3 separate regions of the Mus musculus genome follow, and regions 1 and 3 are each linked to region 2. A link is a loop called in an ENCODE intact Hi-C map of the cell type or tissue named here. Cell type or tissue: heart. All regions are shown on one strand. Region 1 holds the start of Hes7 (hes family bHLH transcription factor 7). Region 2 holds the start of Tmem107 (transmembrane protein 107). Region 3 overlaps Aloxe3 (arachidonate lipoxygenase 3).

What was found. Hi-C counts contacts between places; a loop is a spot of excess contacts. Peaks named below come from ENCODE experiments on the same cell type or tissue, not always from the same donor. Only the 100,000 strongest peaks of a DNase experiment are listed, where the experiment ranks them.
Region 1: it touches region 2 in a loop (4-fold over the local background); 35 of 42 quality-filtered maps call a loop at or near these places.
Region 3: a loop joins it to region 2, with 12 times the contacts of the local background. A loop is called at or near these places in 6 of 42 quality-filtered maps.

Annotation. Positions count from the first base shown.
Region 1 is chr11:69,113,022-69,121,021 of GRCm38, reverse strand. It overlaps Hes7 (hes family bHLH transcription factor 7), which reads right to left and starts at 569. Exons shown (of 4, transcript NM_033041.4): 1 at 507-569. The coding sequence starts at 548. n-TGgcc5 (a tRNA gene) reads left to right here and starts at 2,158; the gene lies at 2,158-2,228. It also overlaps 9130213A22Rik. In heart, no CTCF peak of the experiment used is centred here; DNase peaks (open chromatin) are centred at 621, 1,971, 2,481, 3,021 and 2 weaker places; H3K4me3 peaks cover 4,078 bases; H3K27ac peaks cover 2,950 bases.
Region 2 is chr11:69,063,091-69,071,090 of GRCm38, reverse strand. It overlaps Tmem107 (transmembrane protein 107), which reads right to left and starts at 282. Exons shown (of 5, transcript NM_025838.2): 1 at 58-282. The coding sequence starts at 144. n-TSgct3 (a tRNA gene) reads left to right here and starts at 7,968; the gene lies at 7,968-8,000. It overlaps n-TWcca6 (a tRNA gene), which reads left to right and starts at 7,525; the gene lies at 7,525-7,596. In heart, a CTCF peak has its summit at 324; DNase peaks (open chromatin) are centred at 300, 4,020, 7,370, 7,950 and 3 weaker places; H3K4me3 peaks cover 5,226 bases; H3K27ac peaks cover 4,393 bases.
Region 3 is chr11:69,145,823-69,153,822 of GRCm38, reverse strand. It overlaps Aloxe3 (arachidonate lipoxygenase 3), which reads right to left. Exons shown (of 15, transcript NM_011786.2): 15 at 4,708-5,263. The coding sequence ends at 5,084. Among named protein-coding and RNA genes, the nearest start is that of Alox12b, 7.2 kb to the left of the region's middle. In heart, a CTCF peak has its summit at 3,186 (motif pointing right); no DNase peak of the experiment used is centred here; H3K4me3 peaks cover 743 bases; H3K27ac peaks cover 369 bases; H3K27me3 peaks cover 2,620 bases.

The sequences.
Region 1 (8,000 bases), 50 kb before region 2:
TCTTTGAGTCAGATGTGGGTTCCCAGGCGCTTACAGACAGCGTCCATAGCCTTTCCTCTATTTTTGTTTCCACCCTCCTCCACCAGCTATGGCCTCTAGCTTATCTCATGTTATAGTATAGCTTCGTGGGGTTTTGTTTGTTTGTTTTATTTTGGTTTGGTTTTTGTTTGTTTGTTTGTTTGTTTTTTCGGTAGGGGTGCACTCTGTGGCCTCGAACTTGCGATAATCCACCTGCCCCAGCTTCCCGAGCCCTAGAATAGGCCACGATGCCCAAATTCTGGCACTTTCCTAGCCACAAGCCTTAGCCCACAATAATGCAAACCCCTAGACCTCCGCTTCCGCAGCCCGCGCAAGTTGGGCTCTGACCCTGCCCTCTTTATACTTTACAGGTTCTTTCGGTCTTTTCACTCTTGTGTCTCCATCCTCATTCCTAGCCCACAGAGTTAGAACCTTTAAGTCCTCTGGCCTGAACAGGGACCCTATTTCCCTCCCTTCCCACCTCTCACCTTGGGGCCGTCCCTATTCTCAGCTCGCTCCCGGGTGACCATTGCTCCTCCGGACCCTTCGGTGGACTCAGCGCGTGCTGCCTAGATCCTTATATCCCGCCGCTGCAGGGTAGGAGGGCTAGGGCCCGGCCCCGCCCCCTTCAGCCCCTAGATGCCCAGCTCAAGGACCCCGGCACGAGGCTCCCGGAAAGGCAGGGAGTGAAGGGGGAGGGGAAGGGGAGGAACTAGCCCCAAATGTGGGAAGTGAGGGGAGGAAGGGGCCACAGGCTGGTTTAAGGACCATAAAGCTGTATAATAAGGCGGGACCCAACTGGAGGGAGGAGATTATTAGGGGAAGAGAGTCTAAGTGAACTGGGAAGAAATCACTTAGGCATGAAATTTGGGGGTCTCCTAGACTAGTAGATTTCTTGGAGGTTCACTATAGCCCCACCAACCCTGAAATAAATGTTGGCATGCTTCTGCCTCCAGGCTGAATATTATAATCTTCTCCCAACCCCTAAAGGTGCAGAGCAGATCTACCGGATTCTACTGGCTGGCTGTGGGAAAAGACGGCGCCGTTGTATCTGTCTCTTCTACTCAATTCCCACAATAACTCCAGTACTTATCCCTGCAGACGTAGTAATAAGGAGAATCTGCCGCCAAACTGACTCTATAGATACTGTGACTTGAGTCCCCGGGAACAGATTTTCCTAAGGATGGCTGGACTAAGGGAGGACAAAGGAAACTTCTAGGGGGAAAAAAATCCTTGAAGTATACGTGAGTGAAGAAATCTTTCCATTCACTACCCTTGATCTTAGTTAGCCAAGAGGCCGAGAAGCGATACCTTTCCGTTTACAAGAACTTGGTTTAAAACTAAATTCAGGAGTACAGCTGGCAGGAAAACATAGAGTGCACCAGTTGGTGGGCGCTCTGGAGGCCTCTAGGGACTGTAGGGGAGCAGGGAGACGTGAGATTTGCTAAAGGGACAAGAAAGGTTTGGTTGCAAAATGGGATCTTCACCCACCTCAAACAAAGAGCATGACCTCTCAGAAGGATGGATATGTCAACACCTGGAGACTTCAGGGCGAAGTGCCTGAGAAGGTAAAATCGAAATTTAACACGACAAGAAGGCCTGGGGAAAGGACATAATAAAGACAGGGCTACAAACCGAGCCAGAAGATAGCTGTGGAGTCAGAGACAAAGTGGAACCCCTTCCCAGAGGCCCTCCACATCCTGAGAGGGTTTTCTGGCAAGAGGCTGCCTTGCCAAAGGCAGAGCAGGAGGGGCCCGGTACTTGAGAAAGGAGGCACCCATTTGGGGTTAGGGCCCTCAGTACATCCCACCTTCCCCTACTTCAGCCAAATGGAAGCACAGATGTGTGGTCCCAGCAGGCCCCACCGCCCCCCTCCTTGGGAACCAGGATTGGGGTTGAGTTTTTCTCACCTGCACGTGAGGCTCGGGGCCTGAGGCAGTTTGCACCCGGGTGTGGGGCCGCCCCTGGCCATATGGAATGACTTTATGGCCCGGTGGCCGGATCCAACGGAGAGAAAAAAATGGCCTGACGCTCCACCCACCTCAATGATTCTCTACAACCTTTTCCCACACCTAGAAGTAGGATTGGATCTGCCTCTGAGAAGTTCACATAGGCTTATTATGACCTCTCTCCTTGTCTGCATTGGTGGTTCAGTGGTAGAATTCTCGCCTGCCACGCGGGAGGCCCGGGTTCGATTCCCGGCCAATGCACAGTTCTAGCTTTTTTCTTTTTTTTTTTTTCCGTCTACCTCAACTAGGAAAAAGTTAAATTGACAGCACATCAAGCAAGTATTATTCTTGCGCTTTAACATTTTAACCAAAACTGATATGTAGTGTTTTGTTTCTGTGGCCGGCTTGGACGTTCCAAAATTATTCTCTGACTCCGCAGGTCCTCACAATCTACCCCTAACCCTCGGGAGTTCTGGCTGCCTCGACACACATCTTTGTCCACACTCCCTGAGGCGCAACCCTGAGAAAGGACACGGAGCTGGGATCACTGCCCAAGAGTTCTCTCCTTCCTCAGCAGGGGAGGGCCAGGTCTTCCAGGTCTTTCCCTCTTCCTCTCTCTCCCTTTCATTTTCTGTTCTCTGAAGCACCTTTTCCCCATATTCAGTCCTGGGCATTCCAGTTTTCCGGTTTTACTGGTCCCTGAGCACTTCCAGCGACTCCATCTCTCTGATAGTTTTTTCAGGTCTCTCGGAGACTTCTGCTGGGGTCTCTCCGGGTCTAGAGTGTACTTTCCGGCTTCTGAGTCTCACATCCTTCTGCTGCTCCCTCTCTGGGCCTCTCCGGGCTACCTCGTCGTCTTTCCTGGTCCCTGTCGCCTCCGGCAACCCTGCGCTCCCACGCTCGCACCCCCAGTTCCCTGCAGCTCCCTGGCCCGCCCCTTGCCGGCAGCTTTGATCCCGCACGCGCCGCGCCCGGGAAAGGCGGGACCCGGCACGGTCACCTGCTGGGGCCACTTGTGAGCGACCCGGGGGCCCTGACGCCCCGCGCTGGCTTTCCGCTCCCCTCCGGAGCGCTCCGCCACCTTCTGTGCCCCTCCTCCCTGCCTTCTCAGGCTCTCACAGTCTCAATTCCGGTTTAAGCCTTCTTCTCCTCTCTGGGCTGTCTCCTAAACGTTTCAGCCTGGTCTCGGAATGTGTCAGTAACAACTCTCCCTTCTCGGTTCCAAGCAGGGGCCATGGCCCTAGGAGAAAAGGAAACCGCATCTTGGCATCTCTGTGAGCCCAACTGGTACATTTGCCCACTCAGCCTAAATCTGTGTGTGCCTGCTTTGTGACCACTCTTGTTAGGCTTTCGGGTTACACCGGCTCAGAGCGCCCCTGAAACGTCCATTTTGACGGGGATGGTGGTGTGAAGACCGGAAACATCCAAGAAGGCAGAATAGGATAATTTCAAATGGTTGTAAGGATAAGTGCAAAGACGTGACAGTGAAGTACTAGTTCGGTCGAAGTAGTCAGAGGCAACTTCACGGTGGGGATAATATCTCCCCGGGGTCAGCCATGAGTCCAAGCAAAACGAACAAATCCTATAGAAAAGAGATCTGCTGGTGGTAGAGAAAGAGAACCCGGAACAGAGAATTTGGGGATGGCAGGTGTAAGATGAAATATAAGATAGATAGATAGATAGATAGATAGATAGATAGATAGATAGATAGATAGATAGATAGATAGATAGATAATGTCAGGCATAGCCTATTCCAAGCTTGGGGGTTAGTCTAAGTGCAGTGGAGAATTCAAGACCAGCCTTGGCTTGGCAACAAAGACTACTTTCAAGTTGGCATCCTAGTTTGAGCCATTGTTCTGTAAGAAAGAGTAGCAGTTAGAGAACCCCACTTTTCCCAACATCATACCCTCCATCTCCCGACCACTCGATGGAAAAGGGGTCTTCCCTGCTACTGAAGCTGATTCCCCACCCCCATCAGACATCAACTCACCCATCTCCAGCCCCACCCCAGCTCCTGGTTATCCCCACGGGCCTCAGAAGTGCTATAGGCAGGCCATTTGATGAGAAAGGCTCATTTTGAAAAGTGAAAAAACAAACCTACTGGTTTAAGAAAATAGGCTTTCCCAGTAGGCTGAAAGCTTTTAAGGGGCGGTGGGACGCAGGGGGTGGGGGGAGCAGAAGAACTTCAAGTGCAAGGCTGATTCACCATGATGCTAATGCAAATGAGGGACCCCCGAAAACAGTCTGGGGAAAGTTCCAACAAGGTGTTCATAGGGCCTATAGAACTCTGTAAATTGCACATACACACCAAGAAAAATATACAAAGTAGGTAGGCAGTCTGCTGAGAATATTGTGGAGGTCTACCAGGAGTTAGGTTGCTTTTCTGGCATTTCATGTCAGTGTGATGATAACTTACTGGCTATCAGTTATCATCACAGTCATCGTTGTACCCATTTCTGAGACAGGGTCTTGCTTTTCTTGCTGTTTTACCTCACTGATAGTTTGTCAGAATTATTTTCCATTAGTATTGAGGGTTGAACCCAGAGTTTCCCCCTCTATTGGTCAACTTCTATTTTTATTTTTATTTTTTGAGACAGGGTTTATCTGTGTACTCCTGGCTGTCCTGGAACTTGCCCTATAGACCAGACTGGCCTCAAACTCAGACAGCTGCCTGACTCTACCTTCCGGAGTGTACCACGGAAGTGGCCCAGAGCCAATTTTTAAAAGATAGAAATCATTACATTCTTTGCTTTGTTCTAAATATTACTTATTATGCCTAGTTTTTTTTTTCTTTTACATTTTATGTACATTAGGCAGTGGCAGCACACACTTTTAATCCCAGGACTTGGAAGGCAGAGGCAGGAGCATCTCTGAGTTCTGGGACAGCCAGTGTTACAAAGAGAAACCCTGTCTTGAAAAATAAAAAATAGAAATAAACACTATGTGCTTCTCAGGCCCTCCAGCCTAAGGTTACCCTTCAGGGAGACCAGCTGAATGAACTGGGTGATTGGACTCCAGCTCCTTGCCCTGACAGATGTGAAGATGTGGCTGTGTGTGGTACCTTTGTTTGAGGGTATGAGTAGGATTTCTCTGAAGGTCACAAGCCTCCGTCCAGAGAGGACATGCTATGGCTATATACTAACAGTACAGGCATATACAGGCATCTATGTCTCCCTACGCTTGCTCTATGGTGGGCCGCACTGAAGTTCGGAGGAGGGCAGCACATGGCCACATGTAGGCCTCTAGGGATGCAGAAGGTGAAAGGAAGACTAGGAGCAGCTGGTGGTCCTCTTAACTTCCCCTAGCCTGCAGGGCAGCTCCCCAGGCCTGGCTTTCAAGCTCCTTCTTCTTCTCCTTTAGTTCTTCAAAGGGAAAGTGGTCTCCTTAGGATGCCCTAGGTCCTGAATCGGGGATGTTCCTAGACAGCTGTTTCTGTATCCTTAGAAAGCAAGAACACTCAATCTCTCAGTCAAAACAGCAAAGCAGGGGAGCGTTCTGGGCTCATAAAGTAACTGTGGCCTAACTTCTCGGTCTTTTGTTCTATGATTCAAAACTAAACTGGGGGAATCTCAGATAAAATAGAAAGGAACACTTTTTTCTTTTCTTTTTTTATTGCTTTCTTCCTCTTCCTCCCTCCTTTCTCTCCTTGTTGTTGTTTGTTTTGAGGACGGGTCTCCACTGGAAAGCACTTACAAACTTTAAAGACCACAGCTACAAAAGTTGAATGCTGCCTGCCACAGTACATAGTTAGCCGACCTGCTCTGTTCCAGGCCCCACAGAGACAGCTCTGAACAAAAGGCTTCTGCTTTTGTGGGGACACAGTCCATATGCATTACATAAACTCTTATTTGGCAGTCAGTAGGTATGATGGAGAAAAGACAGAGAAAGGGAGCAGAGGGTAAGAACTGTGATTCTGCAAAGCCTCACTCTAGAAGAATGGGGTGTCTGGATGCGGTGATGCCTAGAGTCCTAGCACTTGAGAGGCAGAGGCTGCAAAATCAGGAAATCAAGATCTTCTCCACTACATGAGGAGTTTGAGGCCAGCCTGAGCTACATGAGACCATGCCTCCAGAGGGGTGGGAGGAGAGAGAGAGAGAGAGAGAGAGAGAGAAAGAGAGAGAGAGAGAGAGAGAGAGAATGATTTTTGTTCTGTACTCTCAGCTATTTATGTTGGCTAGAAATGTTCAGCTTGTATTTTATCCAATGAACTATTGAACTACACACTCTGTTACACAATCATTTATTTAGAGTTGGTTGCGATGCACACACCTCAGGAGGAAGAGGCAGGCAGAGCTCTACGATTTACATAGCCTAGTTTACAAAGGGGAGATCCAGAATAGCCAGACCTACAATAGAAAGACTAAGTCAGCCCAATGTGGTGGCACTCGGGAGGCAGAGGCAAGAGGATTTCTGTGAATTCAAGGCCAACCTGGTCTACATAATAAGTTTCCAAGACAGCAAAGCCCTGTCTCAAGAAGGACAAACAAAAACATTAATAATGATTAGTTTTATTTGTTTATTTATTTGAATCAAGGTCGCGTGAAGCCTCTAATGACTTTGAACTTGTGTCCTTCTTGACTCCACCTCGCAAGTAACTGCATTTAAAAACTTGCACCTTCACCCAGTTTCATGAAGTCATGGGTCTCGAAGCCCTTTGCACATGTTAGGCAAGCACTCTAGCAAATTAGCCACATCCCCAGCCCTGAAATCATGTTACCCTCAGCTAGCCTAGACAGTGGTAGCTCAGTTGGGTACACTCACAGCTCACACAGTCTTTTTGTTACTTATCAGCTGGCTATTCCTTGACTGCTTTCTTCCTTTTTGGCACACCAAAGCAATCCAAAATTAACTGATAACTTCATCCCCAGCTCTGAATCATCCTTTTACCCAAAGAGCATTCCTTGGTTCACGTTAGCAGAGAATGGCATTTCTTGGCTGATGGCTAGAGGGTTGTGTGTGTGTGTGTGTGTGTGTGTGTGTGTATGTGTGTGTGTTTTATGTGTTTTGTTTTATGTTCTGATGCCTACCAGCGTGTCTTTGCTTTAAGGGAGATGGTGTCTGGTAGGTAGAGGGTATGAGGGAGGAACTGGGGGGGCTGCATTGTCAGAGACCCCTTTGTGGTTAGACATCCCTGAAGATGAAGTTAGATTGTTCCTACGACATCAGGAACTGAGCCAAAAGAGCCTTCAGACACACAGATGCTTTGATGAAGGCTTTGCATCCTCAAAAGCTTGATGTCACTAGAATATCACGTGCCTCGTGGTTTTGACACACACACACACCTTTTTGTGAGGTTCATGGAGGAATTGGTTCATTATTATTTGAGAGGGGAGAAAGGGGTCACTTTCTTCTATGATTATGCCACTCATGTCGTGAATATTTATACAATATGTACTCGCCTCATGAATATTCGTAATTTTTTCTTTGAAATCCACTACACTGACCCCCTTGGGGCTGTTCCATGCAGAGTCCCCATAACATAAAGAGCTATAAAACTGTGTATGTGAGAATTCATTTCTATTTGCACATACAGTACAAATAGTACAGTTCCAAAAAAAATGAGTTTCTATTGACACCACCCACTGAACTCATGGAATCAGATTCATGCTTTTTTTTTTTTCCCCCTGGATCTGGAGATTGGACCCCAGGGCTTTTTCCCAAGAGGCAAGAACTACTCTACTGGCTGTAGCCTGAGCCCTTGGTGCTGTGTTTTCAGAAAGCTGATTAGAATTGTACTGTGTTTGAAACCAACTCTCACTATGGCACCCAAGCTGGTCTCAACCTGGATGGAAGAGTAGAGATGTGAGCCAGCCTCCACCCCTTCCTCCTCGGTTTATATATTAGAAGTATCCCTCTCTGTTGGTGAGGGAAAGGACGGGAAGCTCATGTGTGCAATCCCAACACTTTGGAGGCTAAGGTAGAAAGATCATTGTGATTCAAAGGCTAACCTGGACTACATAGTGAGTATAATGAATTTGAGGCCATCCTGAGCTACTGTGTTTCAACCTTCCCTTCTTCCCTCCCACAAAAAGG
Region 2 (8,000 bases):
AGATGAGAATGGGAGGGCCAGGAGGGCACGCGCACGCGCGCCCTGTCCGCGTCTTACCCGGGACCAGAACAACGTGATGACAACCACCAGATGAGCCAAGAGCGTCAGGAACCGAGAGGGCACGAGCCCGGAGATCCGACCCATGGCCTCGGGGGCCTCGAGTGGAGGCCGTGGGTTTTGAGGTTGGAAGTCTGGGGTGGGTCACTCATCAAGTCTCCCTGAGCAAGCAGGCCAGACCTCTCTACTTAAGTGTCCTTCCCGCGCGCTCGGGCGCCGCCCGGCTGCCATGGTAACTGCGTCCGCAAGCGCCACGCTGCTGCTTTCGGAAGTCTCGCGATAGTGCTGCTCCCTCTACCAACGTCTATAGGCGCGGTACGTGAGCCGTTGATGGACCCAAGAGGATGCAGCCAGAACCACCAAATCCTCCCTTCTCCTGTGCTTCCCACTCACTGCCTTGGGCGCTAGGAGTCGAGGGGACGAACGAGGAGAGGCTGATGCACCGAGCTTGTCCCAGGGTCAGGCTAAGTCCCCTAGCCCCTGGTTGTCAGAGGACTCCCCCTTCCGCCCTAGAGCAAAACTTTGCCGAAGAATGACTCTAATTTCTTCCTAAATAACTTGTCTCCGTGTCATGAGAGATTTGCCGAGTGCAGAAATGAGCAGCCTTGGGATGGTTAAAATTGGATGTGGGTGAGGTGACTGCCTCGGGAACCGAGGGGATCTGAAAGGGTGAAGAATGGAGCGGGGGACTGGAACTGCTTGCGCTTAGCCTAGGCTGGGACGCTGACCCACCACCGATTTCACTCTTGCTCTGAGTTGTTAGGCCCCGGACATTGCTCAGTTACAGACCAAGAACCTCTTCTTAGGGTGATGTGACCGATTTGGGGCTTCGGATGAAATCCCTGCAGATCGGAGAATCGGAAAGTTCTCAGCACTTTCCAGTTCACAATCAAGTCCCATGTCAATGGACCTCCCATCCCACTTGCACTCTCTGGTCCCTCCATTCCTTTTTCTTTGTGCCTCTAAACCAGCCCAAAAGACAAGGCTCAGGACCAGAGGGATTTCATCTATTCAACAAATATTTGATGTCTCCCAGATGCCAGGCACTGTGCCCCAAATCTGAGAGTACCTCGATAAAGTCCCTCCAGGTTATATTCTAGGTGGGGAGATTGATAACAGCCAAAACAAGAACAAAACCCAGCGAGGTAATGCGTGCTATAATTTTTTTAAATTAAAAGATAATACTAGAATAATATCAAAGGGAAGCTTTGAAAATAGATACTTCTTAAATTTTTGTTTCAAGGAATTGGCAGAGAGAGAGAGGAAGGAGGTGGAGGAGGAGGAGGAGGAGGAGGAGGAGGAAGAAGAAGAAGAAGAAGAAGAAGAAGAAGAAGAAATGATTCTGTCTCCCTAAAGTAATACATGGGGTTCCCTTTCCTAAGCCAGTTAAAGGTCATGAAAGACAGACTGGAGGTCTTCTAAATGAACGGGGGGTAGGGGGGTGTCTAACTGAACCTGAGATCCCAAACCAGGCAAAAGAATTGCCCCCCCCTCGCCCCCTTTTATTATAAAAGACTGAGGTGAGATGCTTGGCAAGTTTTGTATAGGGTTTGTAACTTAAACAACAGCATTGTAATCATGTAATTTCCTGATTTTTTTTTTCAGTATTGGAGATAAGCTCCAGGCCTCTTACATATAGGTAGGTAAGCACCCTCCACTGAGCCATCCTCCCATCTTCCCTTCTGAGACCCTATAGTATTATCAACGCAGAGAATGGCATTCTAAAACACAAAGAATAATCTATAGCATTGAATGTCCTTATATATTCAGCTCCTACTTATTGAAGCTTCTGCCTGTGGGCTGCACTGGGGATCAAACACAGGGTATGGACCACGCTAAATGATTACTTTACTACTGAGCTCCACTCAAGCTCCTATATGGTGAAACTATAACTTTTTCATATAAAATTGAGTCTTAAGCTGGATAGGGGGAAACACCTATAGTCCCAGCATTTGGGAGGTGGGGGAAAGAGGTTTAGAAATTCAAGGTCATGCTAGGTTATATAGTCAGCTCAATAAAAGGAAAAAACTAAAATGTCTCTACAAAAAAAAATGTAGAAATGGCTTAGTGATTAATCCTTGCACCAGGTGTTAATCCTAGCACTCAGGAGGCAGAGGCAGACAGATCTCTGTGAGTTCAAGGCCAGCCTGGTCTACAAAGCAGGACAGCCAAGGCTACACAGAAACCCTCTGTTGAAAGAAAGAGCACAGAATACTCTTGTTAAATTCAGTTCCCAGCACTCGTATGGTGCTGCTTACAACTTCTTGTATCTCCAGATCCAGTGCCCTCTTCTGGAAACTACACACACACACACACACACACACACACTCAACACACACATGCACACACACTCACACATACACTCATACTCACACTTAACACACCACACACAATCACACTCAACACACACATACACACACACAAACACACACAAGGACTCACACTCAATGCACATACACAATATTTAAAATAAATCTCCAGGCATGGTGGTACACAGCTTCAGTCCTAGCACTCAGGAGGCAGAGGCAGACAGGTCTGTAGGGTACACAGTGAAATCCTGTCTCAAAAAAGTCTTTAAAAATAAGACTGTTAATTATTTTAATTAAGGTACCTCAAGATAGCCATTTTTGTTTGGTTGGGTTTTTTTTTTTTTGCTTTGTTTTGTTTTGTTTTGTTTTGTTTTTGAGACAGTGTCTCACTATGTACTGCCAGCTTTCCTAGAATTCACATTTGTAGATCAGGCTGGCCCCCGAACTCACAGAGACCCTCCTGCCTCTGTTTTCAGAGTGTTGGGGTCAAAAGTGTTCATCACCACTTATAACTACATTTATTTACTACTACTACTTCTTCTTCTTCTTCTTCTTCTTCTTCTTCTTCTTCTTCTTCTTCTCCTTCTTCTTCTTCTTCTTCTTCTTCTTCTTCTTCTTCTTCTTTGTTTTCTAATGAGAGGTGAGTTTTTTGTATTCTCCATCACAGAAGTTAGGATGCTATAAAATGTACCAACTCACTTAGGGCACAGACAAGATGAAAGCACGGAACAGTGTCTTCTCCCTGCCTGTGATTTTTGAAGCTGTGTTGGGTGAGGGTGTAGCTGGCAACTATCTCCAGGCAGAAGAAGCTGTATCATAAACTAAGGGTGAGGAAAGGCTAGGACATGCGGACATGCGTTGGAGGATTTCCAAAGATCCAAGAGCAGGAGTCAGCCCTGCGGGGAGATCTGTGGAAACAGCGTTCCAGACAAGGGAGGAGCCAGGGCTAGATAAGCTGTGTGTGTTTGCCAGACAGAAAGGAAGCCAGGGACTCTGAAGCTTAAGGAAGCAGGAGGAGAGATCAGACCGATGTTGGAGAAGTGGATGAGAGCTTAGCTTTCTCAGCTTCTACAGATATGACCAGAGGCATAGTCAGATTTGTGTTCTCTGCAACATGGAAAACATTTTAAGTAGAAGATGAATGAGGAAGATGTGAAAGAAACATGTGATAGATTGGGGCTTGAGTCAGGATGGAATCGAGCAGGTGGATTGGAGTAAGACAATTAAGAGATCAAGAAATACTGAATTTTTTTTTTTTTAAAGACAGGGTCTCACACTGTAGCTCTGTCTAGCCTGAAGTTCACTGTGTGCTGTAGAATGGCCTACTCTTGGTAGTTTTCCTGTCTCAGCCTCTCAAGTTCTGGGATCTCTGGAATGTGCCCTGACGCCTCTCTATGAGAGAAATTTAGAGGAAAAAGGTCTGGGCCTGGCTGTGGGATCCAGGTTCTAGCGTCTGGATGTTTGGGTTTTTCTGATTATAGTAGGCTTCCAGCCTAAGGGGCCTACTCGATGGTAGAAACTAGGTAGTCACACTTCATGTTATACGGTAATGAGACGAAGTGAGCTTTGTACAACTGTCCTCACTTTTTCCACGACCTTGGTTCTCAGAAGCCTGCCCTAGAAAAGCTGTTTCTGAGTTTCAGTGCCACCCTGTGGCCGTAGGTGGCACTACAGGAGCCCGGTGTTCTTCAATTGGCTTCTCCTAGAAAGAAGAGGGAGGGAGGGAGATAAGTCTAGGATTATAAAAACAGAAATCAAGAAAAGTCACCCCAAATATTATCTGAGAGTTCAAATTGCCTCTGTTAGGAGGGAACAAAAGAGTCTACATCACTGAATGTGGGGCACTGCCAGGGCCTGGGGAATTGTTTCCTCAGACAGTTACTTGTGGAGTTTGGGTACAGGCATTCCATTCAACGCATGCTGGCGGTGTGTTGGCGACACATGTCGGGCACCAGCTTCACCCTGGGTTTAGTGGGTTGATCCCCAGATCCGTTGCTAGGAATGGATTCACTTTGGCAGCCTGTCCTAGAGCAGCCTGGCATCACAGTGGAGGCCGCTGCAAGCGACAAGTGCAGAGACTGCTGTGCCACCACTAACGACCTGCCCTTCCCGCCGATCAGATAACAGTGCTTTCCCCTATATGTGGGAGCCTGCCTGCGGGGAGCATCCAGACCTCCTGGAACCCAGGGGTGGCATCTACCTGGTCAGAACCTTCCTGTGCCGTGCGTGCGTGCGTGTGTGTGCTTGTGTGCGTGTGTGTGTGTGTGTGTGCTTGTGTGTGTGTGTGTGTGTGTGTGTGTGTGTGTGATCTAGGTTGTCTTTATGCTTTCGCCTGCTTTGCTTGTCCTCTATTGCTCCAGTGGCAGTGACCCACAGCAGACGCTGCTGTACCTCCTCTTCTTCCTCCAGGCTCCGCGGTGTCGCGGAGCACCCACATGGTAGGCAGAGCTGGCAGTTCACGTGGGACTGCCCGCAGAGCTCAGGCCTGAGCTGCCAGCCCATCGCGGAGCTGCCTGCAAACTGGCACGTGGTCTGAGTCAAGTGCGTGCTTCCCGGCTGCCATCGTAACTCTTTCAATTTCATCTTTTAATGATATTAAACATGTACATGATTTCAAAAGCAAAGTTTACAAGACTGCGCTGCCTAGAGATCTCTGTGCCCCCCTTTTATTGCACATGAATCATTTTATTAGTTTTTAACTTACTCCTCCATCAAAAACAAGCAACCTGGCCTGAAGCTTGAAGTATAGCCAAGGCTAGCCCTGAAGTAATCTTGACCATAGTACTGGTATACCGCAACCACCACCACCACCACCATCACCACCACCACCACCGGAGTTTGGGGTTTTTTTAGGTTCTGGTTTTGTTTTTTTCCAGACATCGTCTCACTAAGTAACCCAGGTTGTCCTTGAATTTGAGATTATTCTCCCTCACCTTCCCCTAGTGCAGGCATTACAAACCTTGCCACCACACCCAGGTCTTTATTCTTCACTCACTATTATTGTGATGGAAAATAAAAGGTTGTTTTTGTGCTATTTTAAGACAGGGTCTTACAATATGGCCCTTGGCAGGGGCAGGCCTGGAAAAAATATATATACATACACATACATATACATATATATCTCGGGCTGGCCTCCAGCTCACAGAATCCCTGCATCTGTCTCCTGAGTGCTGGGATTAAGAGCATGGGCCAAGACAGGCAGATTTCTGAGTTCAAGGCCAGCCTGGTCTACAGAGTGAGTTCCAGGACAGTCAGGGCTACACAGAGAAACCCTGTCTTGAAACAACAACAACAACAAAACCAAAAAAAATAAAATAAAAAATAAAGAGCATGAACCAAGGGTTGTTTCTTCCTAAACAAAACCAATTTATCAGTAAAATCTAAGCGATCCTTTTTTATGGGACAAAGTGTTATCGTCCTATGGTTTCCATAGGGAAAAGAGCTGTGCTGCTTCCCAAGAAAATATTTTATTATCTCTAGATATTTTTTGAGACAAATCCTTAGCCTGTAAACTCCCCATTCTGCCTCCACTTCTCAAATACTTCTGGTGCAGGTAAGCTACTACACTCAGTGTTCTCCCTCCCTCCCTCCCTCCCTCCCTCCCTCTCTCCCTCCCTCCCTCCCTCTCTCCCTTCCCTGCTCCCTCCCCATTTGACAGAGGGTCCAGGCTAGTCTCAGACAACTAAAATGTAGCATTTCTAGCAGGGCCTAATGGCCCAGGCCTAGAATCCCAGCTCCAAGGGTAGAGTGCAAGAGAATGCAAATCCAAGGCCTGCTTGGACTGCAGAACAGATTCAACGCTAGCCAGGGCAATTTAACAAGAAACAGTGTCAGCACCTGAGAGCGTGAGGCAGCGGGATTGAGTCCTAGGCCAGTGGGCCACAGTGGGAGACCCCCCTCAAAACAACACAGGGAATATTGTGCCATTGTGGGCTAGATGGGAGAAAGGCACTGCTCGTGGAATGAAGGCTGTTGGGAATTGAGTCCTGAGTGGTATGTGAGGGTCAAACAGGCAAAAAAAAAAAAAAAAAAAAATCGAAAGACCTACAAGCAACACCATAGTTCACGCACACAGACATTTGGGGTTTAGACGTAGTGAGTTTAGACATTTGAAAATGATCCAGCAGGTGCTAGGGACAGAGCTCACTGGCTTAGCATGAAAGAGGCCGCTAGTTCACTCCTAGACCAGAAGAAGGGAAGGAAAGGGGATGGGGGAGGAGAAGGAGGATAGAGCACAGGAGGGAGGGAGAAATAAAAGAAAAATAAACTGGAGGCACGTGCTTGTCTTCCCAGCCATTTGAGGCTGAGGCAGGAGGATTGCTGAAAATTAAGGCCATCCCTACATAGGGAGTTCATGCCAACCAGAGCTATAGAGTAATAGTATATGGTATCCTGTCTCAAAAATCAGAAAGCAACCAGAACTTTAAAGTTAGTTTTAGCTCTGGGAAGGCTGAAGCCAAAGGAATCCAAGACCAATGGCAACAACTTGGGCATTGTGCGACACTGTATACAAAAACTGAACTGTTCGGAGCAAGCAGCTTTACACCTCTTGCTCCAATGGCCTCCCCACTCTGTCCCCGGAGTCTTGTGAGGTCAAGTGGCAGGAGAGCACAAGGACAAGCAGTGGCCGTGCTCCGCGATCAGACTGTTAAAGTTTGGTCTTAACTGGATCCAGAAGGACACCAGTTGGTTGGTCTCCCTACTCCATCAGTCTGTCGTCAGGGGCGAGTCTTCTCCCCTTTGGCTGCACACGTTCCCTCGCCCCGGCTCTCAACAGAGCCTGACGGCTCCTGAACCTTGCTCACAATTTCGGACCCAGATACTCCTCTCCCCTTCCTCTCCTTCTTTTTCCCCGGCCCTCTGCACGCGCCACATCAGGCCAAACTGAAAAGGGGGACTCATTCTTCACTTTCTTCTCCCTCCCGTTTCTTTTCCAGCTCCCCAGGCCCGTCCGTTCCAGGGACAGGGTGGGGAGGCCATGGAGCAAGAGGTGTAAAGCTGCTCGCTCTGAACAGTTCAGTCTGTGGGTCTTCCTTCTAGGGGAGACGCTCCATTCTTTGGGTTTCCAGAGAGCCCCAAAATCACTAGGGACAAGTGGGTGGGTGGGGTGGCTCCCTGCAATAGTCATGAGGTGCCCTGTTCACAGCCGTGGCCGGCCGGCCTCGTGGCGCAACGGTAGCGCGTCTGACTCCAGATCAGAAGGTTGCGTGTTCAAATCACGTCGGGGTCAGCTCTTTTTTTTTTTTTTCTTACTTTTCTTTAGCTTCTTTTATTTTTGTCCCAATGATCAAAGAAGAAACAACTCTTAAAAAAACAAGAATGGGAAAGCTCAGGAGACAAATCTTGATGCCTCCTGGTTAGTATATCTCGCGAGTATTTTCTTGCGGATAGTCAAGGTAATTCTGGGCAGAGAGCAGGACTCTCAAGACCAGCCAACCGCAATTGGAGCGTTCAGTGTTCTCAGCTGCCGAGAGGTAGATCCACTATTGTTCTGCTAGTTCGTTCTGCAGTTATGAATACAATTGTTTACAAATGCAAAGCCTACTCGTCAGGAGTGAGAGTTGAGGTCTCAGAGAAGCCAAACTGCACTCGAGTCGTGTGGACGAGGTGGCCGAGTGGTTAAGGCGATGGACT
Region 3 (8,000 bases), 83 kb before region 2:
GTTCAAGCCCAGGATTTGATCCCCACATTGGAAAAGAAAAGAAAATGAAAATAAACTGTGGCTTTTGTAAGGAAGGCTCAATTTAACTATAAATGGTTCTTAGTTGTACAGCCACCATCTTTGTTTTGTATCCATTTACCTACCGTACTTAATCATGTAGCCTGTAACTTACTTGGTTTGTCTTTCTCCCAGTCTCCTGCCATGTTACATGATATCAAGGAGGCTCTTGAAATATGAGTCTTGGTATTTTTTTTAAAGATCTGTTTTATTTTTAGTCATAAGGGGCTGCCTCTGGAGTCTAGAGGTATTAGATGCACCAGGAACAGGTAAGTGGTTAGGAGATATTTGACATGGATGCTGGGGATCAAACTCAAGTCCTCTGGAAGAACAGTTTGTGCTCTTAACCACTGAGCTATCTAGCCCCGGAACGTAATGACTGGGTGGATTAGCAATAAGATAATGGTAACTGGATGGTGGCGGCGGCACACGCCTTTAATGCTTGGAGGCAGAGGCAGGTGGATCTCTGAGTTTAAGGCCAGCCTGGTCTACAGAGCAAGTTCCAGGACAGCCAGGACTACACAGAGAAACCCTGTCTTGAACAACGAAGAAGAAGAAGAAGAAGAAGAAGAAGAAGAAGAAGGAGAAGGAGAAGGAGAAGGAGAAGGAGAAGGAGAAGGAGAAGGAGAAGGAGAAGGAGAAGGAGAAGGAGAAGGAGAAGGAGAAGGAGAAGGAGAAGGAGAAGGAGAAGGAGAAGGAGAAGGAGAAGGAGAAGGAGAAGGAGAAGGAGAAGGAGACGAGGAGGAGGAGGAGGAGAAGAGAGAGAGAGAGAGAGAGAGAGAGAGAGAGAGAGAGAGAGAGAGAGAGAGAGAGAGAGAGCTGGGGGTAGGTGAAGACTCACAGAGTAAAGCTAGGTTAAACTACATTCAGGAGTGGTGGAGGCCAGGAATGGGTTAAGGAGAAGGGTGAAGAAGAGAATACTGAGGAGGAAGGTCATAGCCCAAACTCCTGGATGACTGGCAGGCTGTTTCGTCCCCCTAGGCACAAGGCCATCCTGGGCTGAGGACAGGAGCTGTTAGGCCGGTCAGGCCCGCCCTCCTGGGCTGTGTTCAGCCACCCTCATGACTCTGTGGATACAGAGGACCTGAATATGCAAATGTGCATCTCAGTAGCAATCCATGCAAAATTTCCTAGCCACTCCCCCGCCCTGGAGACTGTGCCTCCAGGGGTCTGCTAGTGAGAGTGCTGCTGGAGGGGGTAAACTGAGGCTGGGGACTTGGGGAATGGCATCCCAGGGTCCCTGGGGATTCCAGATCCTAGGGCACTAAGGAAGGATAAGAGGCCCAAATGTAACCTAATCTCATAGTAAATGAGTATTGGGTACGTGGGAATGAGGAGGTAGAGGCTCGTGGGTATCCTAGAGGACTGGGTAGGAGAGGCTTGGGAGAGAGACAGAATGTTACTGAGGTATAAAAGAAGATGGGTGGCTTTGCATAGAAAGAATTATTTCTCCCCTTAAAAAGCTGTCTCCAATCATGACCCAGTAGCAACAAGTCTCAAAATAAAGCTAGGAGATGGTGGCACACACCTTTCACCCCAGCTCTCAGAAGGCAGAAACAGGTGGATAGCTGTATCTGAGGCCAGCCTGGTCTAGCCTGGTCTACAGAGCGAGTTTCAGGACAGCCAGGGCTACACAGAGACACCCCGTCTTAAAAATAAATAAATAAATAATAAATAATAAGAAAAATCTCCTCTAAGCCAACTCATTTACCCCAAAAGCTAGAGTGACCCCTCTGGGTTTGATCCAGCTTCAAGCCTCAGGTGAGACTTATGTTTCTCAGGAGAAAAAAGATAAGAGACAGGTGTAGTAAAATACGTGAGTGTGGCCAGGAAGATGGGGCCAGGACTGAAGCTGGGGACTTGGATGGGATTAGGCATACGGATATGAATGGACACTCCCCGTTTGTGACCCAAACTTGGATGCATAACTCTGGGTAGGTGCTCACTGAAGAACTGGTTCTCCTGGACCAGGGGTGGGACCAGCAAACGTGAGAGGCCCTGGAATAGATGCACATTCGCAGGGGAGGCTCCTGGCACCCACCTACACTAGGAGCTAGGTCCTCACTGTTGGGGCACCCCCCAGACCTTGCCTCACCCCAAGCCTGAAAGGCTGATAACAATCCCCTGGGGCCCCACTCCTCTGGGACAAAGAGGACAAAATCAAATCATACCTGTCTCTTGCTCAAAAAGCATCGCCCTTCTAACCGTAGACGGGAACCTGTGTGACTCAACATCTTGTTGTAGCCACTTTGGCTTCCATTCTGTTTCTGGAACATGTGCCCTTGATTTGTAACACTCCCCCTCCAAACTGTTTTCAGAGTGGTTTGTTTGTTGGTTGTTTGTTTGTTTGTTTGTCTGCTCGTTTGTTTGGTTCATTGTTTGTCTTTGTCTTGAGGTCTGGGTCTGGTCTCCAGTGTCACATCCTTGGCAGACCTTTGCCAGCCACCACACCTAATCCCTCCCCACCAGTCACACCAGCGCGTGCCATCTGGTTTGTGTTTCTGACTACATTTGCCACCATCTGTAAGTACTCCTCTGTTGATGTGGAGTTTGTCCATCGCTCCATTAACTGAAAGCAGGAGTCAGCTTGGGGAATTCTCCGTTGCTTCTCTGATGTTGAGAGCAAAGGTAGGGAGTCAGTCATGAGTCAAACAGATCCCAGAACACCAGTTCAGGGAGGGACTTTCCAGGGCTTCTTCCGACTCCCATTTCTCTGGGACCTCTGTTCCGGGGAAACTTGCTCAAAGCCCACAGAGAAGAGACCGGCACGTGTGACGATTTCCCCACTGGTGGGGAATCCAGCCTCCGTGCCGGAACAACCCCATTAGACAGAGGTGCAGGCTGAGCCTCTCCTGCATCTCCCCTCAGACATGCCGAGTCGGGCAGAAGTCCTCCACACCGCCAGGTGTGTCTTCCCAATAAATCTCCAGAGTTGGCTTTTTGAGGAACCGGATTCCCGTGACCCACCCTAGTCCTTCCCTCTCCTGCTCAGGAGCATTTCGCAGGGCTCGTATGCCTTCTGATGGAGTCTTGATGCCGCATGAGGTGCTGCACTGGGGAGATAGCTGCCTGTGCAGTGGCCTGATCAAGGTTGGAGTTAAAGGGGTCTCTATTTTCCTCCCGTCTTAGCCCAGCTGGCCACAAGAGGGCACCCCTAGAGTTTCTTAGCGCTAAAGCAAAACAAACCAGGATGGTTTTTTTTAGCAAAATCACTGGGCTCTTCAGAGAGAATATATATGCTCCAAACACCTCTTCTATGCAGTAGTGTGGGAATTCCACTCTTCTGGAATCAGGGAGAGACAATCCAGTGTTTGGCACAGTTTGTTCATCAACACACACAAACACACACACACACACACACACAAAACACATATATACACACACCACATACACATCATACACACACCACACACATATAAATACACACACCACACACACCACACACACAGCTCACACACATGTACATCCATATACCACATACATACCATACACACACACATACACACATGACTCCAATGAGACAAGGGGTTTGTTTGAATCCAGAGATTCTGAGACTAGAAGAAAATGAGGAAAGGAAGCCGGTAGTGCACTCTCCGGGCTCTGGGAGACACTCCTTATTTGAACATTTCAGCTGAAGGCTCTTCACCGAAGCTGATAATGGTCTGGGATAGAGTCAAGAGCCCTGTGCAGCCTACTAAAGCCCTCAGCCACCGAAGGCCCTGGTAGAGGGCACAGAGTTACCACTAATTCATCTGACTCTAAAGCTGATTCCCCTGTCACTCGGAGCAAAGGAGACCGCTTGCCAGAATTGGGAGGCAGCTGCGGAATGATTCATGGCTTGGGGCCAGCATGGGCTACATGACTTGGAGCCAGCACGGGCTACATGGCAGGACAGACAGTGAAGAGCATCTGGGGAGAGCTCTGGGCAGTGGCTCCAGGCTCACAGACCTTCATGTTTAAAGATGATGTGACTGAAAGGGGAAAGGGAGACTTCAGCTTCATCCAGACCAGGTGTGTGTGTGGGGGGGGGGGAGTGATTACTCCACAATAATTCAGCCGTCTCACAGATTTCAGCAGCTTCACAACATCCAACTCAGCCAGATGCGCCTCCCTTCAAGTCCCTCAGACACACGGACAGGCTGTGTCACTTCTATAATATCAGCTACCAGAATGCAGAAGCAGAGAATTCTGGACCGTCTCCGTGAAGTCTGGAGATGATAACACCACTTCTGCACGTAAGTCAGCCCAAAGTTCTACATGTGACTCCACCAGTGCACAAGAAGGCCAGGGATGAGCTCTGTACGTGTCCAGGAGCAGAACCGGATATAAGTGGTACCACTAACAGTAGCACGCCCAGAAAAAAAGCCTGGGCTCAGAGCCTTTGCAAAATGCCTAGTCTCTTCCTGAAAATGCCCTGGGTCCAGCTATTCCTTCCGATCTGGATGCTTCACTCCAGGAAGTAAAGGTAGGAACAGTAGACTGGACAGTAGAGTGAGCAGGGAAGGTGCCTGACTCCTAAAAGATGGCCCACAGATTCACTCTTGCTCCTCACCCCAGGACTTCTACCCACTCCAACTTGGTCCACCCCATATCACTATCACCATATCGCCATCACCACCACCATCATCATCATCATCAAAACAAAGGAAATGAGAGCCAAATACGTTAGCTTTTATTGAAGTCACTGGGCTCAAAGACAGACAATAGGATGGGAGTGGGTTTAACTGGGATGTGGAAAGAGAGCTCAGAAACTCAAGCTGAGCAACCTGATGTGGGAGAGGATTCCACACGTTAGAAGGGCATGGGTTCTATTGTGCATTTGACTTTAGTTAGCGGCTTTCACCCTGAACACTGCTGTACTGGTCCCTCACAGCTCAGGGCACATTGATATAATGTCAAGGCCATCGTGGTCCCATGGGCAGAGGAGAAGGTCCAAACTGAGATTAAAGAGGCCTAGAAGGCCCTAGGGAGTTAGCCTTCCCCTTAGTTGTAACTTCCTTTCCTCTGGGATGGCTCCAAGTGGGACTCAAATGGAAACACTGTTCTCAATGAGTGGAGGATCCAAGTAGGCATAGGGCAGTGCCAGGCTCTGGTTGCGCTCCCTGATGTCCTTTGAGATCTGGGCCAGGCAGTTCTGGAAGGCTGCGATGCTCTGCCGTGGGGCCTCCTCTGTGAAGTGTTCATCTGGGTAGGTGCCCAGAGGTCTCTGGGGGAAAACAGGTGGAGATGTTAGAAAGCTGTTCCAGATGAGATAGAACATAATGAAGGTTGGCATGTCAACAAATACAGTCAAGGTGTTATCTAAAGATACAATCGGTCACCGCCGTAAGGAACACAAGCCCTTCAGATCGCAATGCCAGCCCTCTTCCCCACGATGTGACTCTGAAAGAATGGCCCACACAGGCTCATGTATTTGGAGGCTTCGTCTCCAGTTGATGGGACAGTTTGGGAAGGATTTGGGGATGTGACCTTCTTGGAGGAGGTATGTCACTGAGGTGGGTTTTGAGGTTACAAAAGCCCATTCTATTCCAAATTTTAAAATACCTCAAGTGGCTGTGCATGTTGGCACACACCTTTAGTCCCAGCACTTGGGAGGCAGAGGCAGGTGGATTTCTGAGTTTGAGGCCAGCCTGGTCTACAAAATGAGTTCCAGGACAGCCAGGGCTACACAGAGAAACCCTGTCTCAAAAAAAAAAAAAAAAAAAAAAAAAAAAAGAAAAAAGAAAAAAAAAAGAAAAGAAAAGAAAAGAAAAAAGAAAAGAAAAAACAAAACACCTTGAACCATGGATCAGCTGTGAACTCTCAGGAGCATGCTCCTGGGCCATGCTCCCCAATGTCAAGATCACAGACTCTAACCTTCTGGAACCATGAGCCCTCAGGGAAATGTTTTCTTTTATAAGCTGCCTTGTTCACCGTGTTTTGTCACAATAGAAAAATAACCAAGACAGCCTCCAACCGCAGAAGCCCAGGCAGTGTAGAGCACAGACTGTGCCTTGGGCCCTAGCCAATCTAGTCTGAGCGGCTCCTCTGCTGACAAACCGTCTCATGTCACTCTGACTCTGGATGCCAGTTCCTGGATCTCACCAGGGGAGACTGAGGAAAAGCCCAAGTCCAGCCTCTCCCAACCCCCAGTGCCGGACCCACGCTTTCAACTCAGAACACAGTCACAGTCGCCACTCAACAGAGCTTAGCAAACATATTCCAGAAAACAGGTCCAAGACTATATGTCACCACACAGGTTTGCTAAACCCAACCCCTGGGGACATTCAGCAGCCTGGTTCTGAGATATCTTTACAATCATCTGGTATAATGAAACCTCTGTTATCTATATATAAAACCATCATCACGGTAACACTATCACACTTGGGAACCTGGACACCACAAGCAGGGAATCTCACAGAGAACGTCAGCCAGTGCCATCCGTGTTTAGAACTGTCCTTCCACGGTCACTGTCAGAGTCCAAAACGCACGGGTCCAGTTCCTTAACCTTCATACAACACCAATACTACTGATGTTTTACCATTTCTTGTTAAATAGCAGCAGTCATAGCGGGAATTATTTTTCTTGCCCCTGATTTTAATGTGAAGACCTCTATTCATCATAAACACAGTGTTTTTGTTGTTGTGGTGGTGGTGGTGGTTGTTGTTGTTGTTTTAAGATATACTTTAGGGCCAGGCATGGTGGCACATGGCTTCAATCCCAGCATTTGGTAGGCAGAGGCAAGTGGGTCTCTGAGTTTGAGGACAGTCTGGTCTACAATTCAACTTCAGGGCAGTTAGGGATGTCGTACAGAAAACCTCTGTCTCAAAAACAAACTAACAAACAAACAAAAAACCAACCAACCAAAAAAATATATGCTTTAATTAAAATTCTGTCAGGGGGGTTTCGAACAGATTTTATTGGTGATGGCTCTCTGCACGGATCAAGTTCATCTTCAGCTGGGATGGGCTAATTATACAGTATGCTTCCATATTGATGGAATAAACAATATCGCTAAGCTCCATAAGGTGAACCAGCCTCTCGGTCTCAGCATCAACCAGACCTTGCCAGAGCACACTATTGTTTACTACACAGTACTTGCCTTTATTGGCTGCTATGTTTTTAAGATTGTTGGAGCTGAGTAGTTTATAATTTCATTTTCTTAATAACAGTTGACACGTAAGTACTTTATATGAACCGTCACAACCATACAAACAACCCCTAGGACGGGCTCTTCTGTGAGACCCTTTGTAGATAAGGAAATTGAGGCTTAGCATGGCCAAATTAGAGACGTCATGGATATGAAGTGTAAAGCCGTGACTGGGGCCCTCTAATGAGATCCACCTCCCTTAAAGGTCACAGCCTCAGCTAGCTGGAGAACCAGGCTCCCGTGATTCAGAAAGATCCCGCCTTTTCCTGTGCTTTCCAGAGGTTTGAAACACCAAGGAACTGGGCATGGTTTCCTTGCCTTAGATCCCAGGCCTGAACCTGGGACTCCGTAGGAGCCGACCTGCGCCAGCACACCTACGCCTTGTGTGTGGTTTCCATATCTTCTAAAGCGCTAGCTGTTTCTGTTTTCTTACAAGGCCATTTGCTTCATCCCAAGTTTCCGTGAAACTGTAAGCAGTATAACTTTCTCTCTGTGAATTCCCCATTCCTCATGTGTACTTTTGTTCATATATATATATATATATATATATATATATATATATATATATACACATTTAATTAGAATTGCTGGGCTGGAGAGATGGTACAGCTGTTGAAAGCCAGGCTCACAACCAAAAGATCAGAAATCATTTATAATTTCTTTATATCACCAGTCTTTTCTTTTCCTTAACAGGGTTTCATTCACCCGATAGCTCAGGTTAGCCTAGACGTCACCCTATAGCCCAGGCTGGCATGTGCCCACACCAATACACACATTACTAAAATAAAATACATTTTAAAAAGATAGAGCATGG